Regions from separate parts of the Mus musculus genome. Here region 2 is linked to region 1. A link is a loop called in an ENCODE intact Hi-C map of the cell type or tissue named here. Cell type or tissue: heart. All regions are shown on one strand. Each heading gives the region's core, and the rest is flanking DNA. Links, peaks and the distances in the headings are about the cores only.

Evidence for each region. A loop is a pair of places that touch in the nucleus more often than their neighbours do. Peaks named below come from ENCODE experiments on the same cell type or tissue, not always from the same donor. Only the 100,000 strongest peaks of a DNase experiment are listed, where the experiment ranks them.
Region 2: it touches region 1 in a loop (1.9-fold over the local background); 3 of 42 quality-filtered maps call a loop at or near these places.

Annotation. Positions count from the first base shown.
Region 1 is chr1:60,801,865-60,817,369 of GRCm38, forward strand. It overlaps 2310016D23Rik (a long non-coding RNA gene), which reads left to right. Exons shown (of 3, transcript XR_865459.1): 3 at 1,758-1,905. It also overlaps the pseudogene Gm11581. Among named protein-coding and RNA genes, the nearest start is that of 2310016D23Rik, 31 kb to the left of the region's middle. In heart, for the core only: no CTCF peak of the experiment used is centred there; a DNase peak (open chromatin) is centred at 7,617.
Region 2 is chr1:60,734,815-60,748,306 of GRCm38, forward strand. Cd28 (CD28 antigen) reads left to right here and starts at 11,574. Exons shown (of 4, transcript NM_007642.4): 1 at 11,574-11,714. The coding sequence starts at 11,660. In heart, for the core only: no CTCF peak of the experiment used is centred there; a DNase peak (open chromatin) is centred at 11,567; H3K27ac peaks cover 211 bases.

The DNA.
Region 1 (15,505 bases), core at 4,687-9,686:
CATTCCAGAATGGCAAGAGTTGTATATTTAAGAGATAAGTGAGAGGATTAGGTTGCATTCAGGAAGAGTGATTTATTTAAAAGATGGAACCAGGATGTCCTGCTCTCCCTGAACTCTAGGACAATATGAGGAAGAGAGGTTTGCTGTCTTGGAGTGTGCATGGCTAAGGATATCTGACTATCTGACATCACCACCTTGGCCAACAACTCATTTCTTCTATGAAGGACTCAGGATTCCTCACCTCCACTTCCAGAATTCTAAACATAGCAGTATAGTGGTGAGGTTTGGTCTTTTGCTGTGTATTGTAATGGTAAGTGCAGCCCCCAAGACCTGATTTCCAAGTGACACTATGTAATCTTGCCCCCAAATTATTTCTAATTGGTAAATAAAAATACCAACAGCCAATAGCTGGGCAGAAGAGACAATAGTAGGGTTTAGGGTTCGTAGGCTTTGGGGGAGGGGGTTGGAGGAGGACCCAGGGAAGAGAAAAAGGTTAATGGAGGAGAAGCCACCATGGGTTAGCTGAGCCTTGAAACTGTGGCCCTGAGGGCTGGCCAAACTCAAGTTAAGAGCAGCCCAGATGAAAAACATAATGTAATAACTCAGGGTTATCAATAGGAAAGTAAATTCTAATAGCATACTAGAGGGTAGCTATCTGTCCAGTTCTAGTGCTGATTAAGGCTTATTGTAAATAAAAGGTTGTGTGTGTCTTTTATCTGGGAACTAAAGGGGCAAGGGGGGTTGTAGAAACCCTGGATTTGTGATTAAAAATTTCAGCAACAGTATAGGACAAGTGAGATGGCTCAGTGGGTAAAAGTTCTTGCTTTGAAAGCCTAATGACCAGGGTTCTATCCTAGAACCCACAGTGTAGAAGGATGGAACTGATGCCTGAAAGTTGTTCTCTGACCTCCACACAGTTGCATTGAGTCACATGACGTCTCTTATTTGCACAGGAAAAGTACATATCTCAGGAGCTTCCTTCTTAAATCCTGTGATGAAGTAATTATCCTTGCCATGCTGTAAAACTCTAGCTGGAGTCATAGTTAACTATGCGCCCCCATACATCTCTTATATGTCACTTCAAATCTTTTCAGCTCTGCCCATCACTTTTCCTTGCCTTTGTTGAGGTGAATACACAGTTTCAACTGACAGGACCTTCTCTCAAAGTCCTTGAGGATCTCTCATCTGCCATAGGGCTTCCGGGTAGACCTCTCACAAGCACACTTGATGCTTGCATTGTTAGATTAGATGATGGCTCTCAGTCTCACTCCCTTCCCATGGTACTCATTGTCAAGTAGTTTTATGTTTAGTGCCTCCTAGTAGATTAGATGGTTATTTTATCTCCCTCCTTGACTTTGGCTTTATAACTTGCTGTGTCCCATGGAATTTGAGTGCATGCAATGTAGAGAAGGGCTTTAAATGTGTTTCTGTGGTTTGAATCAGCCTAGCGTTTCCCTAGTCATCACGAGACACATGTGCCAGGCACATTTTAGTTTAAAGATAGACATGTAGACTAGAAAGAAACCTAACCCCTCCCTTCACAGAGTCTGAAGTGGAGCATGGCCAGCTAACCCTTACGAAGACCCTTAAGTAAAAGAATAAGTGGTTTGTAAGTCAGCAAAGCCTTATATTTAGTTATCACACATCATTTTCATTAATAGTTGGCTAACATGAACATGCAGCCTATAAGTGTGAAGCATTTGTGTCCTGTGGGAGTAGGAGACAGTGATTAACTTGTTCTCTCTTTTCATTTCTAGACTTCACACACGTCCCATATGGTTCTGAAGGATTGAGCAACACAGCATCTATGTTGGTGGCTGACTTAATAACCCTTCCTTGAACTGGTTTTTCTCTTCCTAGTTTGCATTTCCAGGCCACTGCTATTGGTCCTTGAACTCTATTCCCTAATAAAATATTCATATTGAAGTCCTTGTGTCATAATTTGCTCTCTGGAACCCAAGTGAAGACATTCTACATTTACTTCTAATTTTTATTGACTACAGATTTACATACAATGTCCAGATACTGGCGGTCTCAGTGCTCATTGTCTTTGATCTGTCACACTTTTGCTAGCAACTGGACAGCAGTCAAATTAGCTCATTCTTTTTGGATGGTTTTAGGGGAGTGTTTCTCAACCTTCCTAATGCTGCAGTTCCTCAAATTGGGTGACCTCTCCCCAACCATAAAATTAATTTTGGTGCTATTTCCTAACTGTAACTTTGCTATTAGTTATGAAATTTCATGTAAACATCTAACATGCAGGATATCTGCTGTGTGATCCTGTGAGAGGGTTATCCGACATGCACCCCTCCTCAGGGGTCACGACCCACAGGTTGAGAACCACTTTTCTAGGGAGGCATGGTGTGCATATGCAGAAGGGGAAGGAGCAAATGGTGAGCTGACCGAGCATGAAATTTTGTTTTCCCTCACTGTTCAGCTGACTCTATGGCTCCTCTGTTGGCACAGATACAGTTCTTGTTATAGCCCAGTTCCATCTAGCCTTTCCTTGTTGAACAGTTGGCAAGCATAACATCAAATATAATAGACTTGGAGGCTGTCCCAAGGACTGACTGGGGAAACAGTGGAGGCTTAAAGTTGCTGGATGATCATTATCAAATATATGGGAATTAGCTGGGCTAATAAACAGCATCATATTTCCCATGACTTGGCCTTAGGCATGGCATCTTAACTACGTTACCTCATCAAGATAACCCACACACTGTCTATTTTCGTTGCCTTTTAGATGAGGAAATTGAGGTTCAGTCAAGCAAAGTTGTTTAAGGCCATGTGGATGGGAACTGGCAAAACAACTTAGTTTGTCCTGATTCAAAGTGCATTGTCTTTTCAGGAATACACATTTCCCTTTATGAGTTCGATGCTGTCTTAGGGCTTCTACTGCTATAGTGAAACACCATGACTGAAAACGCAAGTTGGGGAGGAAAGGGTTTATTTGGCTTATACTTCCACATTACTGTTTATCACAAAAGGAAATCAGAAAAGGAATTCAAACAGGGAAGGAACCTGGAGGTAGGAGCTGATGCAGAACCAGGGAGGTGTGCTGCTTACTGGCTTGCTCCTATGGCTTGCTCAGTCTGATTCCTTACAGAACTCAGGATCACCAGCCCAGGGATAACACCAGCCACCATGAACTGGATCCTCCCACACTGATCACTAATTAAGAAAATGCCTTACGGCTGGATCTCATGGAAGCATTTTCTCAACTGAGGCTCCTTTCTCTCTGATGACTCTAGCTTGTGTCAAGTTGCCATAAAGCCAGGTAGTGCAGATGGCAACCTGACAACCTAACTCAGATATTCTTAAGTCTTTGAGGCTTTGTAACAAGGCATGGTAGCAAAGGGAATGAGTTAAATGTACAAGATTTCCTTTCCACCTGCTTTTCTTTTCTTCATGTTTTTTAGGGCAAAGGGGTCTAGAAACTGAAAAGGGCCATGCACAGTAACTATTTTAGCAAAGAGAGGAACACAGTGGTTTTCACATTCAAATCAAGCCCAAGGTTGTTTTTCTGACTCTAGACGGGCTTCTGCAGAAGGTAGTCATTTACAAATTGGGGGAAGCTTGAACCTGGCAGTTGAGGCTGGAGTGGAGCAGATGAGCCATAAAGTTTTGTGGGAGTATGGGGGGCTCACACTGAAGAAGGTGTAGGTGATATTTAGAGAGACAGCCATGGTAGTTAGAGGTGCCCTGGGTAGCCTCTGGGTGTTTGAGAAAGATTATATGTGCTAAACATGATACAAAAAGGGAAAATAAGGGCAAGGGAATTAGATTTGGCCCAAGAACTTATGATCTGAGTCATAGAGACGAGAAAACATTTGACAGAAGGGAAGAGGGTGTGTGTGTGTGTGTGTGTGTGTGTGTGTGTGTGTGTAAGATATGAGTGTATAAACAGAAGATAGCAAATCTGTGAGTTTGAGGGAGTATGGGGAGCCTTTTCATACCCTGAGTAAGAAAATGATTGAAAGGTAGGCCTGGAATGTGCCAAGGGAAAAGCTGTGCTCCACTTTTCTACCTTACTGTGCATACCATGATGGCTGAGTCCTATATTACACAGACTGCCTACCCTTAAAACTTTTGTATAACTTGAAAATGTGTCATGAACAAACTGTACTTTTAAAAGAATCTGTAGTAGCAGGATTGGTGACACATGCCTGTCAGGATTATCTTAGCACTTGGGAAGTTGAGGCAAGGAATTTGTGAATTTAAACTTCCTCACCAAAAAGCAACCAACCAACCAAACAGACACAGATAAAAAATAGAAGTAAAGAGAACTGTGATTAAGACACTTCATGGCACCAATAGAGTTGACAGTCAAATTATTTTTATGCAAATCTGACCTATAGTTTGGGAAGGGGATCTGTCCATGCAGTATAGTTCATATTTCTAGTGACTTGCTTGGATCCTGGAAAATAGTTTTGAAAAGACCAGAGTTGGCACAGGACACTCCAAGACCAACTTCTCAGCACAAAGGAAATTTATTTGCCCCAGAGGAACAAAGGGCAGAGAATAAGAGAGAAAGACAGGAGACAGAGGACCAAAGAGAAGGGAAAAGAAGGGAAAGGTATATTTGCTCCAAAAGAACAAAGGGCTGTCTCTAGATAGAGGGAGACAGACATGGGCACTAGGCAAATGGCAGTTTATAAAAGGAAAGGGGGAAACCCTGTGTTAGGATGAGTTGCTTTGTTTTGATGAAGCTTGCTAATTAGTTGAGCCAAAAGGGGGCTTTTGATTGCTGGACTGATACTTTGATAGCTGGACCTTGGTGGTCAGCCTCAGGAGGAGGAAATGGCCAAATAAGGGAGCAAACTTTGGTGGCTAGTTTTAAGAATATAATCTAATGGTTTTTAGCAAGGGAAGAGAGGTAAAAGATAAAACCTGTCAGAGCCATGTTTGCTGCGCTCAGGCCTGTGTTTGCTCCTTTGGGCCTCCTAGAGCCCTTCAAGTTCCTTTCCAGTTTCCATATACTATACTCCATATCCTATACTCCATATACTACACTCTATTATATTTGGTGGGATCAGTTGTGGACCTTTGCTCCAATAAAACATTTTTGGAGCATTTGTTATTCTGTTTGTTAATAGAAATCCAATGTAGCCAAAATTACAGAATACATATTGAGAATTCAGTATCATGATTTCAGAATATAGAAACCAAAAGGGAAGGGCCAACAGACAAGGTGTATTTAAGATGGTATTATGGAAGAAAAAGCATTAAAGAAGATGGGGTAAGAAATTAAACATTATAGAAGACTGTGGTGGTTTGAATAGGTATGGCTCTCATAGATTCATGTGATTAAATGCTTGGCCATAGGGAGTGGTGTAGTATTAATTAATAAATTAATGAAACCTTATGTTCCAGAATGAAAGACACACACAGCCTTTATATTTTGGTGTGCCTTAAACAGCTCAATAACTGGGCCACTACCTAACCTCCACGTGACTAACCCCCCTCCCACCAACAATCCTGAGTTATCACTTACTAAACTCTATATTTTACCTTGGTTGCTCTGGACCCAGTTGGGCAGCCCTTTGGGCCATGCTCTCCTGGCTTCTTTCCATGGTGACCATCTCTCCGTGTCTTGTACTATTCTCAGGCATGGTGTCTCTCCTCTCCTCCCCTCTCTCCCAGAATGGCAGATCTCTTTCCTCCTTCTCTCCCAGCCCCAAGCCTGGGAATCTGAAAGTCTAAAATCCACATTCCTCCAAACAAAACCATGGCCAGGCCTATCACAACAATACCCCAGTCCTTGGTTCCAAGTTCTATCTTAGTTTGCGAATGCCTCTGTCTGCCTTGCCCAGCTATTGGCTGCAGGCCTCTTTACCAATCAGAGTTAAGTAGGGGCAGGGTCCCTCACTGTCTTACAAGTGGACTCTCTCCTGCAAACAATTTTGGGGACTCAAATTGACTTTAGAATACAAGTAGCACTAGGCCAAGCCCACTACAGAGTGGCATTATTTGGAGGTGTGGCCTTGTTGGAGTAGGTGTGGCCTTGTTAGAGGAAGTGTGTCACTGTAGGGGTGTTCTTTGAGGGTTCCTATAATTATGTTCCTTCCAGTGTGGAATGACAGCTTCCTCCTTGCTGCCTTCAGATCAAGATGAAGAATTCTTGGTTCCTCTAGCACCATGTCTACCTGCGTGATGCCATGCTTCCCACCATGATAATAATGGACTGAACCTCTCAAACTGTAAGTCAGCCCCAACTAAAGTTTGCCTTTATAAGAGTTGCCTTGGTCATAGTGTCTCCTCATAGCAATAAAACCCAAACTAAGATAGAACTTGATACCAAGGACTGGGGTATTGCTGTGATGGACCTGATCATGTTTTTGTTTGGAGGAATGTAGATTTTAGACTTTGGATTTAGAAAGCAGCACATGTTTTAAGTGGTGCTTAATGGACCAACCTAGTAGGAACATAGAAGACATTGATGCTGAGGATGGTTCAAACTCTGGGGGCCTGGCTCAAGAAGTTTCAGAGAAGAATTTTAGTATGTTGCCTGGAGATCGTTCTTGTGACATTTTGGTGAAGAATATGGTTACGTTTTGCCCTCATTTGAAGAGTCTGTCTGAGGCTAAGGTGAAGAGATTTAGAATAATTGCATTGACAAAGGGAATTTCAAAAAAGTTTAGTGTAGACTTAGTTCTGTCATTCACTCTTATGAAGAATGTTTAGATCAGGCATAGGAAGCTTACAAAGGAAAAGTACACAATGCTTGTTCAAGTATTGAAAGGGCACCGAGAAGTGGAATGGAGCTAAATCCTGTGTTCAAGGAGACAAACAGGGTGAGTGGTGACCTCAGGTGGTGGGGCTAGGGGGGATCCAACCCAGCTAAGCTTCCATCTTGTGAAAAAGATGTTGAAAAGGGGACATTGCCACTTATTTTAAATTTACTATGTGTTTTTGGCCGTATGAGAGATAGTTATATCATGTTAGGGTTATGACCTAGTTATTGTTTTCACTTGGACATAAAGAAAAGGTTAAACCCAGGCATGGCGGTACACATCTTTAATTCCAGCACTCAGCAGACAGAGGCTGGATTCTCATTTCAGGTCATCATCAGAAAAGCCAAGTTTGCTACACAGTAAGGATCAGGAGATCTCACCCTGGTTGCAGAACCAATCCTAGTTGCAGAATACAGGGTTGTATTCCCACTTCATTTCTCCAGACCATCCTAGGAGATTACTAGGAATCCTTGGAAGGGAAAGAAGAAACATTTTGTTGGAATAAAAACAGGGTTGAATGAGTTCCAGAAAGCAGGCTTCACAAACTCGGACAACAATCTGCAGAAGAAGACAACTTTAAGAAACCAACTCGAAGCAATATACAGAGAAGTAAGATGAGAGAGGAGCTGCCTCAGGAAAGAAGTCAGTTGGTTCACAGCCAAAGAATCTCGATCCGGCCCTGCCCGGAGGATGGGGAGGTCGCTCTGCTGAAAAACACGCTTCTGGTTCTGTGTGGAAGACAAGGAAGAACAAGCAGAAGGCTCCTGGCAACAGAGACGGTGGCAGTACCAGTGAAGTTCCTCAGACACCTCAGAAGAAAAGGGCATGGGCTGACCCTGCTGTGGAGAGCGAGGAGGCATTCAAGAGTAGGATGGAGGTGAAGGCGACGATCCCTGAAGAATTAAAACTGTGGCTGGTGGAGGACTGGGACTTGGTTACGAGACAGAAGCGGTTGTTCCAGCTCCTCTTGAGGAGTATGCCAATTGCAAGAAATCGCAGGGAAATGTTGATAATAAGGAGCGTGCACTTGGTGAAGTTGTGGGAGGGGTAAAAGAGTATTTCAATGTGATGCTGGGCACTCAGCTGCTCTGCGAGGTTGAAAGGCCTCAGTATGCTGAGATTCTGCTGGCTCACCCTGACGCGTCAATGTCGCAGATCTATGGAGCGCCACACCTACTGAGATTACTCGTGAGAATTGGGGCAATGTATACTCCCCTTGATGAAAAAAGCCTGGCATTATGGCTGGGCTATCTGCATGATCTCCTTAAGCATCTGGCAAAGAATTCTGCCTCTATGTTTACTGCCAATGATTACAAAGTGGCTTCTGCTGACTGTCATTGCAAGCTCTGTGACCACTACTGACCACTCACTATTGTTTGGTATCTGTAAAGACTTTTGTTTGTGTCCTTTCATGGTATAATTGATGTTCTTTAAAACTGTCAATGTAAAACTGGGCTTATGTTTCAGATTGTTTTCCTGTTCTGTTGCAGACAGAAAATAAAAGGAGTACCCAGGTCCTTTCCTCATTTCAAAGCTGCTACCAGTGTATGTAGTAATTAGACAAAGAAAAAATTCAGTAGACCATTTTTATTGCCTAGTTGACAACATTGTTTGAATGCTGGTGGTTCTATCCCTTTGACACTACACAGTTTTCTAATATGTGTTAATGCTATGTGATGAGATGCTCTGGTTCCTTCCTGGTTTTTGTATTTGGGTCTAATGCATGTTCTAACAGGATAGAGGCAATGCATTATTGTGTAGCCACAGTTTTCTGAAAAGTTGATAACTTAGGAATTGTAGTTCAGATCTTAAATAAAACTTGTTTCTAAATTTCAAAGCCAAAAAAAAAAAAAAAAAAAACAAAAAAAAAAAAACCAACAATAACAAATGGGACCTCATAAAATTGCAAAGCTTCTACAAGGCAAAGGACACTGTCAATAGGACAAAACAGCAACCAACAGTTTGGGAAAAGATCTTTAGCAGTCCTACATCCGATAGAGGGCTAATATTCACTATATACAAAGAACTCAAGAAGTTAGACTCCAGAGAACCAAATTTAAAAAATGGGGAACAGAACTAAACAGGGAATTCTCAACTGAGGAAACTCAAATAGCTGAGAAGCACCTAAAGAAATGTTCAACATCCTTAGTCATCAGAGAAATACAATTCAAAACAACCCTGAGATTCCACCTCACACCAGTCAGATGGCTAAGATCAAAAACTCAGGTGACAGCAGATGCTGGTGAGGATGTGGAGAAAGAAAAACACTCCTCCATTGCTGGTGAGACTGCAATCTTTAAGGGAGGGATCCAGTTCTTTTAATTTTTTTATTATTAAATAAATATATTGTTCTGCAAAGAGAAAAGAAAACAGAAAGCTGGTGATGATGTAATAGAACCAAGCAAGCAGCAAAACTTGGCAACTTTGACCATGCAGCTCTGACTTTGGAGTTAAGAATAGAAGAGGTTACTGGGACAATTGGTACTGGTTAGTTGGAACTAAGAAAACAGCAGTGATTAAGAAGAGACCAGTATCACTATGGTGCAATCTTCTATGAAGTATTTTCTGAGAGCACAAAGAAGCTGTGTTCCAGAGATAGACCTTGTGCTAGCAGCCAGATTTGGTAATGTGTAAGTATCATGCAGGTAGAACTGGTTTTGAAAGCATGAAGGGGACATGGAGAACAGCTGAGGCTTAGCACTGTGAGAGGACAGCAAAGACTACTGGTGAAGGTACAGACTCTGGGCAGTTGATGGCCCAGGAATGAAGGGGTAATGCAAAGAAGGTGAGGCTTGGCACCGTTAAGTTATGAGAAACTAGTGAAGCCTAATTGCAGTGGAAGACTCCAGAAAATTGGAGGTGCCAGTACTATGGAATGATCACCAAGAATAGCAGCAGCAGTGGAGTGGAGTCAGTCAGAGCTAGAGTGCTACAGAGGGCAGAGCTGGAGAAGTGACTCAAATCTTTTGGAGGAGTCCAGAAGATCATATGTGGATCCAAGACATTGGCACAAGAAACCGTGAAGTTAAAGTTGCCTTGGATTCCCAAAAGAAGTAAGAGATGCCAGAGATGTGGGATACTTGCTGAGGGAAGCTGCTAACAGGAAGTTGAAAAAGCCCAAGTGAAAGAGCTGTGTTGCAGTCAACAAAGATGAAAGGAGTTGGACGTCAGACCTGTAGATGCAGTTTGGAGTTTGCTCAGCTGGTTTTTGGTCTTGCTTTGATCCAGTATTTCTTCACTACGACATTTTGGAATGGTAATGTATATCCTGTGATATTGGAAGTATGCTATCTGCCTTTTGATTTAGATTTTATAGGGTATTACAGTTAAGAGATTGCATGAATCTCAGAAGAGACTTTGAACTTTGGACTTTTAAATATTATTGAGATTGATAGAATATGGGGACTTTTGAAGTTGCATTATGTTATGGCTACAAGCCTATAGAGTTCAGGAAGTGGAATGTGGTGGTTTAAATAGGTTTGGCCCCCATAGATTCTTGCGTTTGAATGCTTGGCCACAGGAAGTGGCACTATTAGGAAGTGTGGCCTTGTTGGAGTAGGTGTGGCTTTGGTAGGGAAGTGTGTCACTGTGGGGGTAGGCTTTAAGGTCTGCTTTGCTTATGCTCCTCCCAGGGTAGAATGAGAGCCTTCTGGCTGCTGTCAGATCAAGATGTAGAACTCTTGGCTTCTCCAGCACCAGGTCTGCCTGCATGATGCCATGCTCCCACCATGATAATGGACTAAACCTCTGAAACTGTAAGCTATCCCCAACTAAATGTTTGCCTTTATAAGAGGTCTTGGTCATGGTATTTCTTCACAGCAATAAAACCCAAACTAAGACAATGACATTCCTGTCAAATTGTCACATTAACATATTGATATTTCTGAGAAATCTGGTGATAAAAAGAGAATTTAACTCTGTGAGACCACTGCTCTCCCAGTGTTCACCAATTTGCTCTGATCCTTCCTATCCTTATTCATAAATGTCAACTTGAGGTAGCCTAGAGTCATGGGAGAGGAGGAGCCTCAACTGAAGAATTTCCTAGCTTAAACTGGCCTTTGGGCATTTCTGGTAGATTTGTCTTGATTAGTAATCGATGCAGGAAGGGCCAGATCACTGTGGGTGCCACTATCCCCAGGAAAATAGTCTAGGGCTATCTAAGAAAGTTAGCTATTAGCAATCAGGCACCTCCATGGCCAGCCCAAGGGCCCTCAGCAACAGTAGGACATATCATTACTAGCTGCTGAGAGGCTACATCCCATATCCTCCTGTGCATGTGTAACATGAGGCCAGCCAGGCCAGCCAGGGCTGCAGAGAAACCCTGTCTAAAAAAAACAAACAAACAAAAAACAACAAAAAAGGCTCTGTCTGTTCCTCCTTCCCACCCCCTTTCTCCTCTACCTCCACCAGAGGCAGCCTCTGTATCGCCACCCCCATCTCTGAAAACACCTCCCACATGAGACCTGTTGCATGGTGTGCCTTTATGGATCCTACCACATGCACGCACTACTAGCTACATGTGAATCTGTTGATGGTGAGCCAGAGAGTACACCAGCAAGCAGGAATTATGGGGTTTGCTTGGTGTTTCTTCTTAAACGTGCCTTCCCAAACTTTATCCATGATGGATTATGACCTGGAAATATAGGCTTAACCCCCAAGTTGCTTTTGACTAGAATATTTTAAAACCGCAACAGAAAAGTAACTAAAATATTTTTCCCCAAAATTTTAATTTTATGTAACAACTATTAAGAACTCAGGGGACTGGTGATGCCCTATGACACAGTTTGGAATGTTAGTCCTCTCTTGGCTCTACCATTGGCTTCTACTCAAGGCTGCTAACATTTGTATCCAAACTGAAGCTGTGAATCAAACAATAATAACTTTAAATTGTGTGGAGCACTTAGTTATGAAATGCCATTGCATGGGTTTTCTCTGTCTACCTTCATCACAGGGCTCAAAGGTAGATGTTTGTTCCAATTTATAGATGTGGTTGCTGAGGTGCAGAGAGTTCAACTGGTTGTTATGACAACACAGAGGAGAGAGATTTGAATACTACTCTTCTGCTTCCTAATGGAAAGCCTGTATTGAGCATGCTCAGAAGAGGATCTGTATCGTTCTTTGTGCTTGAGGATATGTATACGTGACTTGGAGGAGGAAGATAGAAGGACCTGGGATAAGATAAAGAAGCTGCCTGTTCTTTTCACATCTGAATCGATGTCCAGAAAACTTCACTTTCTTTAGTCTTAAAATGGGAAGCTAGGACACTCTCAAAGATCAGAGCTCAGGTAACAGAGACTAATTTTCAGTTGCAGTTGATCCTGGAAAAAAAAAAAGCTTATTTTGCTTACTAACTTGGATTCCATAATGATTCTATCTTCACCTTGACATAAATCATCAGCAACAACAACAACAACCCTCCCAAACAAAAACAATCCATCTTTGTCACTGGATGAAGAAAGGCAGAGCTCCAGGCCTGTGGCTGCTAATTCCATCACAGACAGAAACAGGGCAAGGATTTCCAAATAGCTAAGATCAAAAGTATTAAACAGAGGTGTTCTTGCATACAAATTAAACATCTCACCAAAATAAAAGGCAGCTTGATTTTTAACGTGGGGAGAGAGAGAGAGAGAGAGACAGAGAGACAGAGATAAGAGAGGCAGAGATAAGAGACAGAGATAAGAGAGGCAGAGATAGAGAGACAGAGAGAGAGATAAAGACAGAGAAACAGAGAGAGAGGCAGAGAAACAGAGACAGAGAAACAGAGACAGAGATAAGAGAGGCAGACAGAGATAGAGAGACAGCGAGGAAGCATGATTGATTTTGACCATAAGACCTTGATAACCCCCATAAAAAGGAAAAAAAAAATATGAATAACATTGAGGAGAGATTTAGGTCCTAGTATAACCAGAAGTGATGATACTTATTTCCTGCATCAAGTAAGAGCATCTTAGTTTTTTTCATAGAGATACATTTAAAAAAAATAGTAGTATTCATAGGAGACATTTTCAGGCTTTGTTCTATCCCATATTTCTCCAAAGGACCTTAGTGCTTCCTGCATCTTCAAAAATACCACAAATACAAGAAGCACAAATCTGGGGCTGTGCATAGATACACATGGTAATATATACAAGTGTAATGACGACAGGTCAGCAAAGCATGTGGTTGAACTTGAAAGTACTGTTTAAATCAGAGCTCCTATATTAGATACACTCTAGTGTGCTTGGGGTGGTCTATTACCGTCCAGTACAAGGAGGGTCATGGACAATAGCTCATACCTCATTGACATGAACAGGGTCAGATGTTCCAAACAAAAGACTCATAGGGGCTGGGATCCCCAGAGCTTCACTCATACTCCCTTCTCTTAAACTTTTATTAAGCTGAGAGTAAAGTAGTTCAATTTTAGTAATAAATTACAACAGAAACCTAGGGCTGGCTCCCCAGGCCTCTTTTGTCTTTCCATCTTTAATCAATTATCTTCAAAATTCTCAGCAGTATGTTTAATTTCTAGGAATAGTATCTACATAGAAACTATTTCAAAAGGAAGGTTGAAGGGTCAAAGGCTTTATTATATTTACTCTCAAAGTGATTTTTCTTATAAATGTGTAATATACAATGAATGAATTAGCACAAATAATGTATCCATAACTTGTATATGTGTACACGGTTAAAACAATCCCATGTATACCAATGTATACCTGTTTTAATGTAAGAAATAAGCTTTAACTAGTAGCATTGACCCTTCCTCTATTAAATCCTCTTCCTCCTTACCCGAGGAAAGATATTGGTTGTGCTTTAATCATTTTCTTCCTTTCCTGGATATTATTATTATTATTATTATTATTATTATTATTATTATTTGGTTTTTCGAGACAGGGTTTCTCTGTGTAGCTCTGGCTGTCCTGGAACTCACTTTGTAGACCAGGCTGGCCTCGAACTCAGAGATCTGCCTGCCTCTGCCTCCCAAATGCTGGGATTAAAGGCGTGTGCCACCTTATATATATGACTCTTTAGGTAATATTTTAGCTTTACATGTTTTAACTTTTATTTAATAAAAGAGTTGTTGTGTGTTTTATTTGACAACTTAGTTTCTCATTCAGTGGTGGGTGTTGGGAATGGGCTTTCCCGTCCTGATGTAGGAGTGAGTGATTTGCCTTCAGCATTAAGTGGGAGGTTTACTCCATTAGCTTTCTCCAGGCTTTTTATCTAGCAGGTATCTACCAGTAAAGAGTGTTCACGTGATCATTTGCTGAAGATTCTTTTAAAAATTACAAATGAACAGTGAACTGGCAAATATTGGCAAATACTTTCCCTTTTCGAGCTAATCTCAAGGCTTTTCTAATTCTAAACGCTGCATGCTGTTTTGATAGGTGCGACAACGTATTCCTTAATTCGCTGTAGGGAGCATAGCTGACTGATGAACCCTACTGCTACTGGATCCAAGTGTTAGGTTCACACTAAGGTCAACCTCTCCATGGGCTATTCCTAGTCTGTGACTAAGCAGGGTGAGATTACACTTGTAGGGCTATTTCCACAGTGAAGGACAAGTCAAGAACTCAGTGTTGACATGCTTAGTGTGCCATTCGTATTGTCAAGTGTGGAGTGAAGTTTGCTTGTAAATGGAACCACTGGGCTTTCACTGGAGATCTCAGTCTCCTAAAAATTTGATGTTGTTTTTTTAAAACATGATTTACCAATGATGGAAAATAAATGAAAAAGACCCTAGCAATGGAATAATTGGTCATCAAAAAAGAAATATTCTCATTTGAAGTGAAGCTAACATAGGGAGGGTATTATCTTCCATTTTACAGCTTATGAAACAGTTAAAAAATACAATACTTGACTTATTTCAAAATGTATTGGTGGGGTTTCCAAGTCTCCAAAAGGGAGATAACACAAAGTGAATGGACCTTTTAAACATTTATCTGTCCGTCATCTATCTGTCTGTGTGTCTGTCTATTGTATCTAATATGTGTCTGTATAAGTGTATATGCATGGGAATGTGTGTCTTCATGCTCTTCTGGAGGTCAGAGAATAAGGGAGTCCTCACCTTCTATGATGTAGCTCCTAGGGGTCATCAGGCTTGGCAGCAAGCACCTTAACCCACTGCTTCATCAGCTGGGCTTTGCTTGAAATGAGATACAGACTCTTGTAAATGACTGCAGTACGAAAGAAATGGATGGAAACAGCAGAGCAAGTGGGGAAGGAGTGGCCGATGAGCTGGAGAGTTTATACAGCCACATCCCATGATGGAAGACAAAAATCTGCTCCAAGTATTACTGGATCTTATTTTAAGATTTCAATTCTTCCCCCTTTCCTCCTCCTTCTCCCTCCTTCCCCCTCTCTTCCCCTTACCGCCAACCTCTGTCTATCTGTCTGTCTTTCTGCCTTCCTTTTTCGAGTGGGGTTCAGTCAATGAGAAGCATCAGCCGGATTTTAGAAGGTCACGTTGATGGAGAGAGTGAGTTCGGGTACCTTATCCTTCTGTCTTCCCATACCTGATCCTCTGACTATGTTGGGTTGGCTGCCCCACATGACAGTCTCTGGATTCTAGTAGTAGCTTCCTCTGCTTCATTCAGGCTTGCTGGATAGTCCCTTTCTTGACTCTTATTCATATTAAGATACCACACTATCAGTTCTTATTTACGTAAAGATTGTGCACAGTTTTGTTATTGGTCCCTTTCTTCAATTACACAGTGCCACCTGTGTCAGCTGATACCCAGCCTGATTCAGGATTGTTTCAGTTTTTTACTCTCTTCAGGTGCTTTCACCAT
Region 2 (13,492 bases), core at 8,493-13,492, 63 kb before region 1:
TTTTAATTTCATCCTGTGTACTTGTGGGAAATTGATAAAGACGTGTGTGTGTGTAAAAATATCTGAGCATGGTCACTTAGGAAGAAAAGAATACTGCTTTTTCTAGATAACTTAAGTCTTACATCTTTGAGACAGTTCTACCTTGTCTTGCATCGCAAATGCTTGACGAACTGTAGGCATAAGTATAACCATTAATTATTAGTAATAAGATCCAATGTTAAAAAGCAGACTGCATTTATGCTAAAATTCAAAGCAAGTGTGGAAAGCACACTGTCCTGGCCCTACATCCTTCATAGGAAGTAGAGACTGTATATATTAGCTGGAGTTCATCCAAGCTGCTTTTGAGACAAACAGGATAGCAGGTCAACAGCTGTTACTCTTCCGTGACATTCCGGAAAGTGGACAGATGCATTCAGATTGACCTTCCTTATCCAGTGACTGTGGGAACTTGTGGGAAAGAGCAGGAGACAGGGAGCCACAGCAAAGCAGGGAGGAGGAACAGATTCCCAGTGGGTCAGTAACATGAGCAGCCGCGGGGAGCAATGTTGAAGTTAACAGCTTTATTTCCCGGGGTTGCTGCTTTAAGCAACACGTTCGAAGGCCTGTAAAACTTGCAGCAGAGGGGGAGGAAGCCCAAGCGTGGCCGTTTTCCCAAGGCTTGGACAGGATTTTAGTTCCTGAAGAGGTCAGAGGTGCCCTGCTTACAATCCCACTGATTGCATGGTCAGGAATAGAAAAGGTTGACATCAGTCAATACAGGACACAGAGTGAAATACATTCCTTTCCTTGCTCTCCCACCCCAGTCATAGTTAATTATCATTCTGGTCTCCAGAAAATATCCAAACAGCCCAGATTTTTAAAACAGCAAATCAGTCAGACACAGGATGCTTGCTCCCTCTGTGCCGTACCACCCAGGAGGTAGGCGGCTGTCTTTAGATCAACCTCAGTGAAACCATCAGATTTTCAGAAATGCAGAATTTCAGGAATAGTCAACTATTTCACCAATAACCATCTTCTTAGAAAACCATGTCAGGTATGTAAGTTTACCCCGTTGAAATGACCTAGCTGGAGTCTGAGGGCAGCATACCTTCTCCATGTTCATGATGCTGTGCCCCGATTCGCTTTCTTCAGATCAACAAATACATGAACCTTTTGTCAGTGCCTGTTGTCTAGGCTCATGATACGCCCATCTTGCTGACAGTAATGCAGTTCTTTGTCTGGTCAGGATAACTTCCTTTCAGATGAGAGCAAGGCTGTACAGGCTTCGCTTCCTCTTCTGGTGGGGTCTCCATGAGTATAAGGTCAGCACCGTAGTGCTGAGAACCACACCTTCCTGATCAAAGACGACTTTGGAGAAGCAGTTCTTAGCAAGTAGGTCATGCCCCCCTGGGGGTCCCATATCAGACAGTCTGCATATCAAATTCTTACATTGGGATTCATGACAGTAGAAACACAACAGTTACGAAGTAGCAACAAAACAAATTTATGGTTGGGAGTCACCACAAAGTGAGGAAATGCTTTAAATGGTCAGAGCATTAGGAAGGGTGAGAACCAGTGCCTTAGAGTCACATTTAGCAGAATGAAAGAAAAAAAAAAAAAAAAAAGACGGTTGCTTAGAGTTACATTGTGGACACACGGCTTAACCACTCTGAGCTCTTGTTTCCTTACCCATGAAATGGGGATAATGATGCTTCCATCTCCTGGGTTGGAGTGAGGATTAAGTGAGAATAAATCTTAGCTACAGCTTTTATAACTCAGAGTGATAAGCCTACCTGCTAAGTGGCCAAAGTCTATCCACTTAGATCTTTTAGGTAATTGCTCTAAGAAAATTTTCACAATATCGTTTCATGTAATTCTTGATAAAACCTCTTAAGTTGTTCTTGCAAAAGTTTTTAGTACCGCGTACTCAGTGGGATTAGATGATCAGTGTAGCCTTTCCTTAGCTTTCCTTTCTGGGTTTCGCATAATTTTCTGTGTAAGGCATTGATTCTGTGTGTTTGGATAATATACACTACTTTTGTAACTTCATCATTGTCTATCATTTTAAATAAATTCTTCTTTAAAATACTAGTAGCTGGCATAATCCTATAAAGCTGAAAGACAGGATCACTTGTTTTATGATTTTCCTACAACCATCCTGGGAGCATTCAAACCTCTGTAAGAAGGAGCTGTGGGGAGAATTAGGAATATAAATGAGTAGTAAGTATCTAGCTAGAATCCAGATCAAAGACACTTTATGCTGCTTGGCTTGCTCTGTGTGCCAGTAGCTAGCCACAAGTCTTTTTTTTTTTTTCTTAATAACTTGCAGCTTGACAGCTGTAACTCTTGGAAGCTTTCAATGCTACTTTTGCAGTTAATACCTATATATGTTCAAACTTCAGGAGTGTTCAATAAGGAGAAACTAATGCTAATTTCCAAAGAAGAGTGTGGAGGAACCTACTCTGTGTAGCAAAGTGGGTTCATCTAAATAGACCACAGGTACATTTGATGATCTGCTCTGATTGATCCAACAAGCATTTATTCAGCCTTTATAAGCAACGTGAAATGAAGATTAAATATATTTCTATCTTAAGGGTGGAGGAGATTCATACTCTGTGAAATATGAGCAACACATTGAGTGAAATATTTTCATCTCTGTTTTATATAAAAGGAATTGAGGTTGTAGCTCTCTCAGAGCAGGCAATCCCTAATTCTGTGAGGCTTCAAATCCTGTGCTTTTAGTTAACAGAATCCCAAGCTCAGTGTCTTTCCTTTTCTGTAGCCAAATTGGCTAAGCACGTCTTAAATATGTGTCCAGTGGAGGAAACATCCCATTTTCCAAAATGTAAGGGATGCACAGAGGGTGCGGGAGAAAGGGGAGGAGAGGCTGAGTGGCTAGATGTGACTCTGGCTTTGGCTATAAGACAAATGATTTATGAAGGAAGCAGCTCTCCGAGATGCCTACTGGTTTAAAGCACATCACCGGGGTAGAGGAGCAGCCAGGAATCTGGTGCTGAGGTCCTAGCTAGCGAGAAGGCATATTTTGCACGGTTTCTTAGTGTCTGGTGTTTAAGAATACAGTCAGGGTAAAGACTTCGCTGATCAGACTCCAAGACAGGGATGTCCACAATTGCAGACATATTGGCTGGAAGAGTGGGAGTTGTAGGGAGTTTCATGCCTTTTACACCTTCATTCCAATAACTTCTGAGCATTTACTGAGTGCTAGACTTAGGGATGTAGCTGTGAAGAACAGATGTGACTCTATCCTCATCCTTGCATGGTGCTGGAGAGGCATTAGACAAATAGCACCATGCACCAATCTGTGGGTACTTTGTCTTTGTGGTATCATATGATTCTGTAAATAGTGTGGTAGAGGTTATAGCAGGGAGATGAGGTGTGTGTGTGTGTGTGTGTGTGTGTGTGTGTGTGTGTGTGTGTGCGCGCGCGCGCGCGCGCGCGCATGTGTGTGTTGTTTGGTTGGAGAAGGCATGACTGTTTACACTGAACTTGGTAGAATGAGTGTGATTTATCCAGACTGGAGACAGACATACTAGCTAGCCACAGTAAATGCAGAATGCGCAAATTCATTTTCACCCCCTTTGTGGCCATGCCCACGTTTACTTCCTATTATGTTTCAAAGAGCATATAGAATCTAGTCATCTTTACACACACACACACACACACACACACACACACACACACACATATTCTGGCAAAGGCTGTGCTTGGAATTTGAATACATTAGTTGATTGACTAAGGTAGTTTATTTCATTATTATGTATATGTTCCTAATTTTCAAGAATATGTAGACTTAAGGTATCTGGAATTATTTTAGTAAGATACTTATGCATTTTAATGAAGTCATCAGGTGTTATCAGGACCATTCTCCCCTACCCCAATGACTGGAGTTACTATGTGTCATATGGGTCAGCTGAATGATGCTATAAATTATGACTATTTTTTTCATCCTAAAGAAATCTTCAATATCAGAGAAAGTGTGTGTGTGAAAGGAAAGAGATCAGGAGTCATAGGTGCAAGAGTCACCTACAGAATACAAGAGCTACAAGAGAGAATCTCAGGTGTAGAAGATACCATAGAAAACATTGACACAACAGTCAAAGAAAATGCAAAATGCAAAAAGCTCCTATCCTAAAACATCCAGGAAATTCAGGACACAATGAGAAGATCAAAACTAAGGGTAATAAGTATAGAAGAGAGTGAAGATTTCCAACTTAAAGGGCCAGTAAATATCTTCAACAAAATTATAGAAGAAAACTTCCCTAACCTAAAGAAAGAGATGCCCACAAACATACAAGAAGCCTACAGAACTACAAATAGATTGAACCAGAAAAGAAATTCCTCCCATCACATAATAGTCAAAACACCAAATGACAAAACAAAGAAAGAATATTAAAAGCAGTAAGGAAAAACTATCAAGTAACATATAAAGACAGACCTATCAAAATTACACCAGACTTCTCACCAGAGACTAAGAAAGCTAGAAGATCCTGGGAAGATGTTGTATAGACCCTAAGAGAACACAAATGCCAGCCCAGGCTACTATATCCAGCAAAACTCTCAATTACCATAGATGGGGAAAACAAAGTATACCATGATAGAACGAAATTCACACAATATCGTTCCATGAATCCATCCCTTCAAAGGATAATAGATGGAAAACTCCAACACAAGGAGGGAAACTACACCCTAGAAAAAGCAAGAAAGTAATCATCTTTCAACAAACCCAAAAGAAGATAGCTACACAAACATAATTCCACCTCTAATAACAAAAATAACAGGAAACAACAATCACTATTCCTTAATATCTCTTAACATCAATGGACTCAATTCTCCAATAAAAAAAAAAACATAAACTAACAGACTGTATATATAAACAGGACCCAACATTTTCTGCAGAAAGGAAATGCACCTCATTGACAAAGACAGACACTACCTCAGAGTAAAAAGCTAGAAAACAATTTTCCAAGCAAATGGTCCCAAGAAACAAGTTGGAGTAGCCGTTCTAATATTGAATAAAATCAACTTTCAACCAAAAGTTATCCAAAAAAATAAAGAAGTACCCTTAATACTCATCAAAGGAAAAATCTACCAAGAAGACCTCCCAATTCTGAACATTTATGCTCCAAATGCAACGGTACCCACATTCATAAAAGAAACTTTACTAAAACTCAAATCACACATTGCACATCACACAATAACAGTGGGAGACTTTAACACCCCACTCTCATCAATGGACAGATCATGGAAACAGAAACTAAACAGAGACACAATGAAACTAACAGAAGTTATGGACCAAATGGATCAGATATCTATAGAACATTTCATCCTCAAACAAAAGAATATACCTTCTACTCAGCACCTTATGATACCTTCTCCAAAATTGACCATATAATCAGTCACAAAACAGCCTCAACAGATACAAGAAAATTGAAATAATCCCATGCATCCTATCAGATCACCACAGACTAAGGCTGGTCTTCAATAACAACAAAATCATCAGAAAGCCCACATATACATGGAAGCTGTAAAATGCTCTACTCAATGATAACTTGGTTATGCAATGAATAAAAAGGAATTAAAGAATTTTTAGAACAACCTAGATGTCCCTCAACAAAGAAATGGATACAGAAAAGGTGGTACATTTACACAATGGAATACTACCCAGCTATTAAAAACAATGACATCACAAAATCTGCAGTCAAATGGATGGATCTAGAAAATATCATCCTGAGTGAGGTAACTCAGTCACAAAAGAATGCAAATGGTATGTACTCACTGATAAGTGGATATTAGGCAAAGAGTGTGGAATACCCAAGATACAACTCATGGACCACATGAAGATCAAGAGGAAGGAAGACCAGAGTGAATGCTTCAGTCCTACTTAGAAGTGGGAACAATATAATCAAGGGAAGTAGAGGGTAAAAGGGACTTGGGAGGAAGAGAGGAGAGGGAGGGGAAAATGAGGGGTAGAATCAGATATGGGAGGAGATGGAGGAGATGTACAGAGGGTCAGGAAATTGAAAAGAGGTGTGTAGCAATGGGGGATGGGGAACTGGGGGTAGCAACCAGAAAGTCCCATATCCAGGAAAGCAAAAGCCTCCCAGGACCCCACAGGGATGACATCAGCTGAAATACCCTACAAAAGGAAGGGAGAACCTGTCGAGACCATATCTAGAGGTTAGGCATGGCTCCCTGGTTGAGGGATGGGGCCACTCCTCCATCTCCAAAATTTTAACCCAGAATTGCTCCTGTCTAAAGGAAATACAGGGACAAAGAGTGGAATAGAGACTAAAGGAAAGGCCATCCTGAGACTGCCTCACCTTGGGATCCATCCCACATGCAGACACCAAACCCAGACACCATTGCAGATGCAAGAAGTGCTTGCTAACAGTAGCCTGATACAGCTGTCTCCTGAGAGGCTCTGCCAGATCTTGACCAATACAGATGCTTGTAGCCAACCATTGGACTGAGCACAGGGACCCCAATGGAAGAGTTAAGGGAAGGACTGAAGGAGCTGAAGGAGTCTTATTTGGCATCAATGGGAGAGGAGGTCCTTGGGCCTGTGAAGGCTTGATGCCCCAGTGTAGAGGAATGGTAGGACAGTGAGGTGGGAGTGGGCGGGCGGGTTGGAAAGCACCCTCACAGAAGCAAGGCAAGGGAGATCAAAGAGGGGAGTTACAGAGGGGAAACTGAGAAAGGGGATAACATTTGACATATAAACAAATAAAATATCTAATTGAAAAAAAGAAAAAATTATATTTAAAAAAGAATAAGTTGTAATTTGTTTATAATAAATGTAGTATTCCAGTTTAATAAAATCTTTAAAGGACTGAAAATATTAAAAAAAAGAATATGTTTGCAAAATATGTGTCTGATAAAGGGTTGAAATCTAGAATGTATAAAGAACTCCAAAATCCAATGGATATATTGTAAGTAAGTCAAGTAAAAATAAGTTTTTAGCTTTGATAGACATTTCTCAAACAATGCCGTCACAAAAGGACAATGAATACAGGAAAAAATTTCAACATCATTAATATCATAAAGACACAAATCAAAGCCATAGTGAGAACAGAATTTGCTGAAAAGAAGAGTGGTAAATGTTGGTGAGAATGTGGGGGAAAGAGGCCACCAAATGATCTGGCTATCCTGATAATGGGAGAGTACATCCAAGGGAAGTTTAATCAGAAATAGAGGAGCTATGTCCACTCCAAAGTACACCACACCACTATTCACAACAGATGAGACATGGGAGTAACCTAAAAGCCTGTTCATTCATGAATGAACAGGAGCATTTGGTCTGAATAGGCTCTGCAATGAAAAGGAAGGAGATGCTGTTGTGTGGCAGAAATGGAGGTCATTATGTTAAGAGGAGTAAGTCAAGGGGCTGGAGGGATGACTAAAAAGTGGTTAGGAGTGCTTGCTGCTTTGGGTTCAACTCCTTGCACCCACTTGGGCTCCAAGGCTCTGACATCCTCTTCTCAATTCCTTGGGCACTTGCACTCACATGTACACATACACATAATTTAAAATATAAGTTTATTGTTTTATACTTTCCCTTTTTATTTATTCTTCTCTTATATATTATATTGCAATTCAGTTTTCCCTCCTTCCCCTCCTCTCAGTCTCTCTCCTAGAGTGAGAATTTTGGTTTCTTAAAAAATACAGAAATATTATAAGGATATGTATTCATTTTAATTCCAGGCCTAGGATATATGGGCTGCTTCAGACTGTCCACAGCAGCTGACTATGATTTGCCTTGTGCTCTAGCAGGGGCATGATTTTGCTAGCTGAAGATAGTTTCTGTGAGTGTGTGATGTTTAGAACTCTGGGGACTTTTCAGAAGGTCCTTGCTAGGGACCCAAGAGGTAAGATTGTTGTTGTTGATGGTGGGTTGTTGGTTGTGTGTGTGTTTTAAGTACTTATGTGCAAAGAATGAAGAAGGAGAAGAAGAAAGAGAAGAGGAGGAGGAGGTAGGGGAGGAGGAGGAGGAGGAGGAGAAGGAGAAGGAGAAGAAGAAGAAGAAGAAGAAGAAGAAGAAGAAGAAGAAGAAGAAGAAGAAGAGAAGAAAAGAAGAAGAAGAAAAAGAAAAGAAGAAGAAAAGAAGAAAAGAAGAAGAAGAAGAAGAAAAGAAGAAAAGAAGAAAAGAAGAAGGAGGAGGAGGAGGAGGAGGAGGAGGAGGAGGAGGAAGAATAATTAGATATCTTGACTGCAAATATCAAACTTGCCCCAAGGAACTCAATGCCCCTAATCAGCAGAAAGTAGTCTAATGATAATGTCAGCCCCTTTCACCTCTATCCTTTTTTCTCTCCTATCTAGTGTTAATGAGTTGAAAGAGTAGGAAAGGCATGAAGGGTAAAAACCTTCTCCATGAAGAAAAAAAAAAAACCCATAAAGTAGTCAAATGTCCAGCTACACTCCCTCACCACCTCCCTTTTCTCCTGGATCTCCCCCTACCTCCACCCCTCAGAAAAGAGCAGGCCTTCCAGGGACATCAACCAAATATGCTGTAACAAGCTACAATTTACATGCCGTCACATTAAGGCTGGACAGGGAACAACAACAACAACAAAAAGCAGGAACAAAAAGGTTCCAAAAGCAAGCAAAAGAGTCAGAAGTATCCCTGGATCCCACTGTTTGTAATCCCATAAGAACATCAAGCTACATAACCATAACAGATATGCTGAGGACCTAGGTCACCCATACAGGATCCCTGATCTCTGTGAGTCCACTTGAGTCCCAGTCAGTTGCTAATGTGGGCTGTGTTCTTGTGCCCCTGACCCCTGTGGTTCCTCCAATCCTTCTTACCCCTCTTCCTCTGCAGAACTCCCTGAGCTCCTGCTAATGTTTGGCTGTGGGACTCTGTATCCTCTCCCATCAGTTATTGGATGAAGTCTCTCTGGTCTCTTCGATGATGATTATGCTAGGCTCCAGTGCCAGCATGTCACGCAGGCATGACATGGTAGGTTGGAGGTTAGATGGTTGGGTTGATGTCCCAGTCTTTCCACTTGAGGCCCTGCCTCGTTGCAGAGGATGGCTGCAGCTTCTGTGTCTCCCATTACTAAGAGTCTTCACTAGGGTCACCCTTGTAGATCCCATGGAGTTTCCATTTCACTAGGTTTCTAACTCATTCCCCAAATGCCCCTCCCCGATCCTAGTCGTCTCTCCCAGTATTTTCTCATTCCATCCGCCCTCCACCATCCAACCCCTCCTGTTTTCATCCTCACCTAGGAAATATATTCTACTTCCACTTTCCAGGAATATTCTGTGTTGTTCCTTCTTTCCATTAAGCATTCCTTGTTACTTATGGTCTGTGGATTGTAGCATGATTATCTTTTACTTTACAGTTAATATCCACTTATAACTGAGTACATACCATGCAACATGGTTTTTTAGCATTTAAACATTCTTTCTGGTTGTGGGTTACCTCACACAGGATGATTTTTTTCTAGTTCCTCTCATTTGCCTTCAAATTTCGTGATGTCATCTTTTTAACAGATGAGTATGGTAGATTGGAGTGTCCTTTAGTTATATATGTTCAGGAGTGGTAAGGCTGAGTCTTGAGGTAGATAGATTCCCACTTTTCTGAGAAACTGCTATATTGATTTCCAAAGTGGTTATACATGTTTGCACTCCCACCAGCAATGAAAGAGTGTTTCCCTTGTTAAGCATCCTGGCCTGCATGAGCTGTCACTTGTGGTTTTGATCTTAGCCATTCTGACTGGCATAGCACAGAATCTCAAAAGTTGTTTTGATTTGCATTTCCTGGATGGCTAAGGACACTGACCATTTCTAAGTGTTTCTCACCCATTTGAAATTCCTCTGTTGAGAATTCTCTGCTTAGACCTGTATCCCATTTTAAAGTTAAATTATTTAGTTTGCTGATGTCTAGTTTCTTGAGTTCTTTAAATATTTTGGATGTTAGCCCTCTGTCAGATGTGAATTTTGTGAAAATCTTTTTCTATTCTGTATACTGCCATTGAGAGAGAAGTCAGCTACACAAAGACAAGTATCACATAATTTCATCCAATTGAAGATAAAAAAACAAACAAACAAACCAAAACAAAACAAAAAAACATTCATTGCCTAGAATCAGAGAGTAGAATCGGGTATTATGGTCCACATCTATAATACTAGCATTTAAGAGGTTGTGTCAAGAGGATTACAAGTTTGAGGCCAGCCTGATCTACAGAGCGAGTTCCAGGACAGCCAGGACTACACAAAGAAACCCTGTCTCGAAAAATAAAATATGTATATATGCCTATAAAACATCATATGGTATTTGACTGATACGTTTAATATTTAAGTTTTATATACCAGCTAAAATGTAATAAAAATATTTATATCATATATGGATGCCTTAGAAATTAACAATTGATAACATATCTATTGAAAACTATAAACAAAACAACATGGAAAGTAATGGCTCAAATATTAAGTATTTTTATAATTCGGTAAGAATATAGGTAAACCTTGACTTTATGCTTATATTTTTTTCTAAATTTTTTTACGTATGCAATATAGCTCACTTTTGTATTCAGAATAAAAAATATAAATCATTCTTTTAAATATACACAAAATCACAAATGAGGCTGGTTTCACAAAGCTCAGATTATCAGAAAAGAAAGAAAAAAAATCACCAAGAAAGTTTTGAGAAAGCTAATGTGTATGAGATACATATAACCACAAACTCCGATGATTATAGCTTCTATAAGAGTCAGACTATCAGGGAAGCTGTTGAGTACAGATGCTGACCAGGGGGATCCAGGATGGCTCTAGAAGAGGAATGTGGAGCTGGCCATGCTGGTGGGCTAGCCCTGTCTACAGAAGGCCCAGGAGTTGGGGAGAGGTGTGGAGAGCTGGTTACAAAGGCCCCGGGTGTCTCTGTGGTGAATCTTCCAATGGTCTGCTGTTTGAAATGTTTCTTTGAGGGACATAGGGAACATGAGGTAGCAAGGGTGTTTCGTTTACCTCCTGTTTCCCTAAGAAAATATGGTGTTTTTATGACTTCCTCTTTGCTCTGGAAATTTCTGCAGCTGCTCAGATGCCTGGGTGCTTGCCAAGTGTGTACTTGGAAGCGGTTTTCAAAATTGGTAGAAGTGAGTTATACATACACTCCATAGGATCGCCTTAAGATTATTTCAAACTTCAATCTCATAACGTTTATGCAGAATTTAAACACGTGCATAGAAATCTCTCAGCTTCCCACACAGCCTTGTATTTTGGATTCGTCTGTAAGAGTTTGTCTTCTGAGAGAGGTTTTTCTCTCTTCTTTAGAATGCCTTGTTTGTCTGCTTTTGTTGTTGCTGGGCCCTAAGCGCCCACATTTCACAGCTCCGATGCTCATCAGCATGACTCTCCTGAGCACATTATCTGGTGGTGGCTGACACTCTCTTCAGTACCCCCCCCCCCCGCCTCCCAAAAAAGAAAAAAGAAAAAAAGGACTGGTTGCTAAAAGAAGTAAAAGTCAAGTCATCAAAAACAATGTAATATCCTGTGTGAAAGTCACGAAGCCTTGTGGTTTGAGTCCCTTGATCATGTGCCCTGTAAAGTGGCCCTGGATGGCAGAGAGTCATAGACCTTGGCAGATGTGACTTCAGTTCACACCACACTCTGCCTTGCTCACAGAGGAGGGGCTGCAGCCCTGGCCCTCATCAGAACAATGACACTCAGGCTGCTGTTCTTGGCTCTCAACTTCTTCTCAGTTCAAGTAACAGGTAAGCAATTTTGATACCATTTTTCCCCCTGTTTTCATTTGTGTTCTCATGACCAGCATGGTTTATTTTAAAACTGTAGTGACCTGTGAAACTTGAATGCATTTAGAGTTTTGTGCTAATTTGACAAGCTACTATTTAGAAACTAGCTAATTCTCATAATACAGCAAATAGAACTTTAACACAAGTTCTTTGGGAAGAAGTAACATTTTATTTAACAACTAGTCCCAAGAACTTTTATATTCAGAATTTTATTTATTGTTTTGTTTTGAGATAGGGTTTCTCTGTATAGCCCTGGCTGTCCTGGAACTCACTTTGTAGACCAGGCTGTCCTCGAATTCAGAGATTTAACTGCCTCTGCCTCCTGAGTACAAGGATTAAAGGCATGTGACACCACCGCCCAGTCAGGATTCTACTTTTTACATCCTATAAAACTGTGATAAGTAAGAGAGTAGGTAAATTCTAGAGGTCTTGGATTAGATTGCCTGGGCTCATATCTCAATTCTCCCTAGTGGCGTTTGGAGCAGGATTTACTACCTAAATCTCTGTAAAACGGGACCCTAAATGAGCATCACCTCAATTTCATTGTGAGATAAAATGAAATAGACATTGTGGAGGTCTTAGTTCAGGCTTGAGCAGTAAACATGGTGTTCATGTAAGTAGTATGTCTACCTGAATTCAGCGAGTGCCAAGAAGAATCCTGAAGTAAGCACAAAAGCTGGTATAGACACCAGTAAGTTTCCTTTTACTGTTGGTTGAAATATGTTTATTTAGGTTAAAATCCTTCAAGTTCCCAATAGCAATGGCAAGGAGGCTATATATTTATCAATTAGAAAGTTCTTACCCTAAACAACCTTTGGTTCTCATGAGTAAGAGCTATTTATTGTCATAAACTCCATTCCAAATGAAGAGACCATTGGAAGGAGGCCATCTATTGAAGAGAATGTTCAATAATTTCTCCAGAGGATGCAGGTCTCCAGTATTTGGCAACACATATTTACAGCTAAAGAATCTTTAAAATTTATGTTTAAAGGTTTCTGTATATCATGTTTAAGGGATCTTAACTTTCTTTTAAAGGAATACTTAAGACACCTTAATTTACTAGATAGTAAAGCCTTACCCTTGTTGAAAGTCATGCAACATTAGTGATTTTACACAGAATGCTTTTCTGATGCCCTCTGTGGACAGCCATTTGTTATAAACTCATGTATTTTCTTTGGAAACTTTTTGGGTTGGACTCAAAGCTTTGTATGTTTCACTGTTTAGAATCTTTACAGGGGTTAGCTAAAAGAGAAGTTGGCAAGTTCACATGTGTGCAGGTCGTTAGTTTTATTTACCTTAAGATAGGTTTTGCTTCATAGATACCAATACATTTTCCTACTACGTCTTAGGATTTGATGCCAAGCAGCCATTGAAAAAGTAGGATGGGGTAGAGGTAGGAAGCTGAAGAGAAAGAAGTTAAAAGGAAAGGAAGATAATTGCAAATGCAAAGATGTGTGACCCATGGAAAAGGATGTGAAGCCTTTTGTATGCTTTTCATTTCTCTCTTCATGTCCACCATCTCACACAAGGAAACTCCCTGGTCAAATGTTACTGTCTTGGGCTGGGGATGTAGTACAGTTGGCATAGCACTTATCTATCGTACATGAAACCCTGGGTTTGATCACAGCACAGCATAAAACAGGCATGGTAGCACATTCCTATAATCCAGTAGAGGCAGGAGAATCAGAATGATCAAAGTTATCCTTGGCTACATAACAAGTATGAGGCTAACCTGGGCT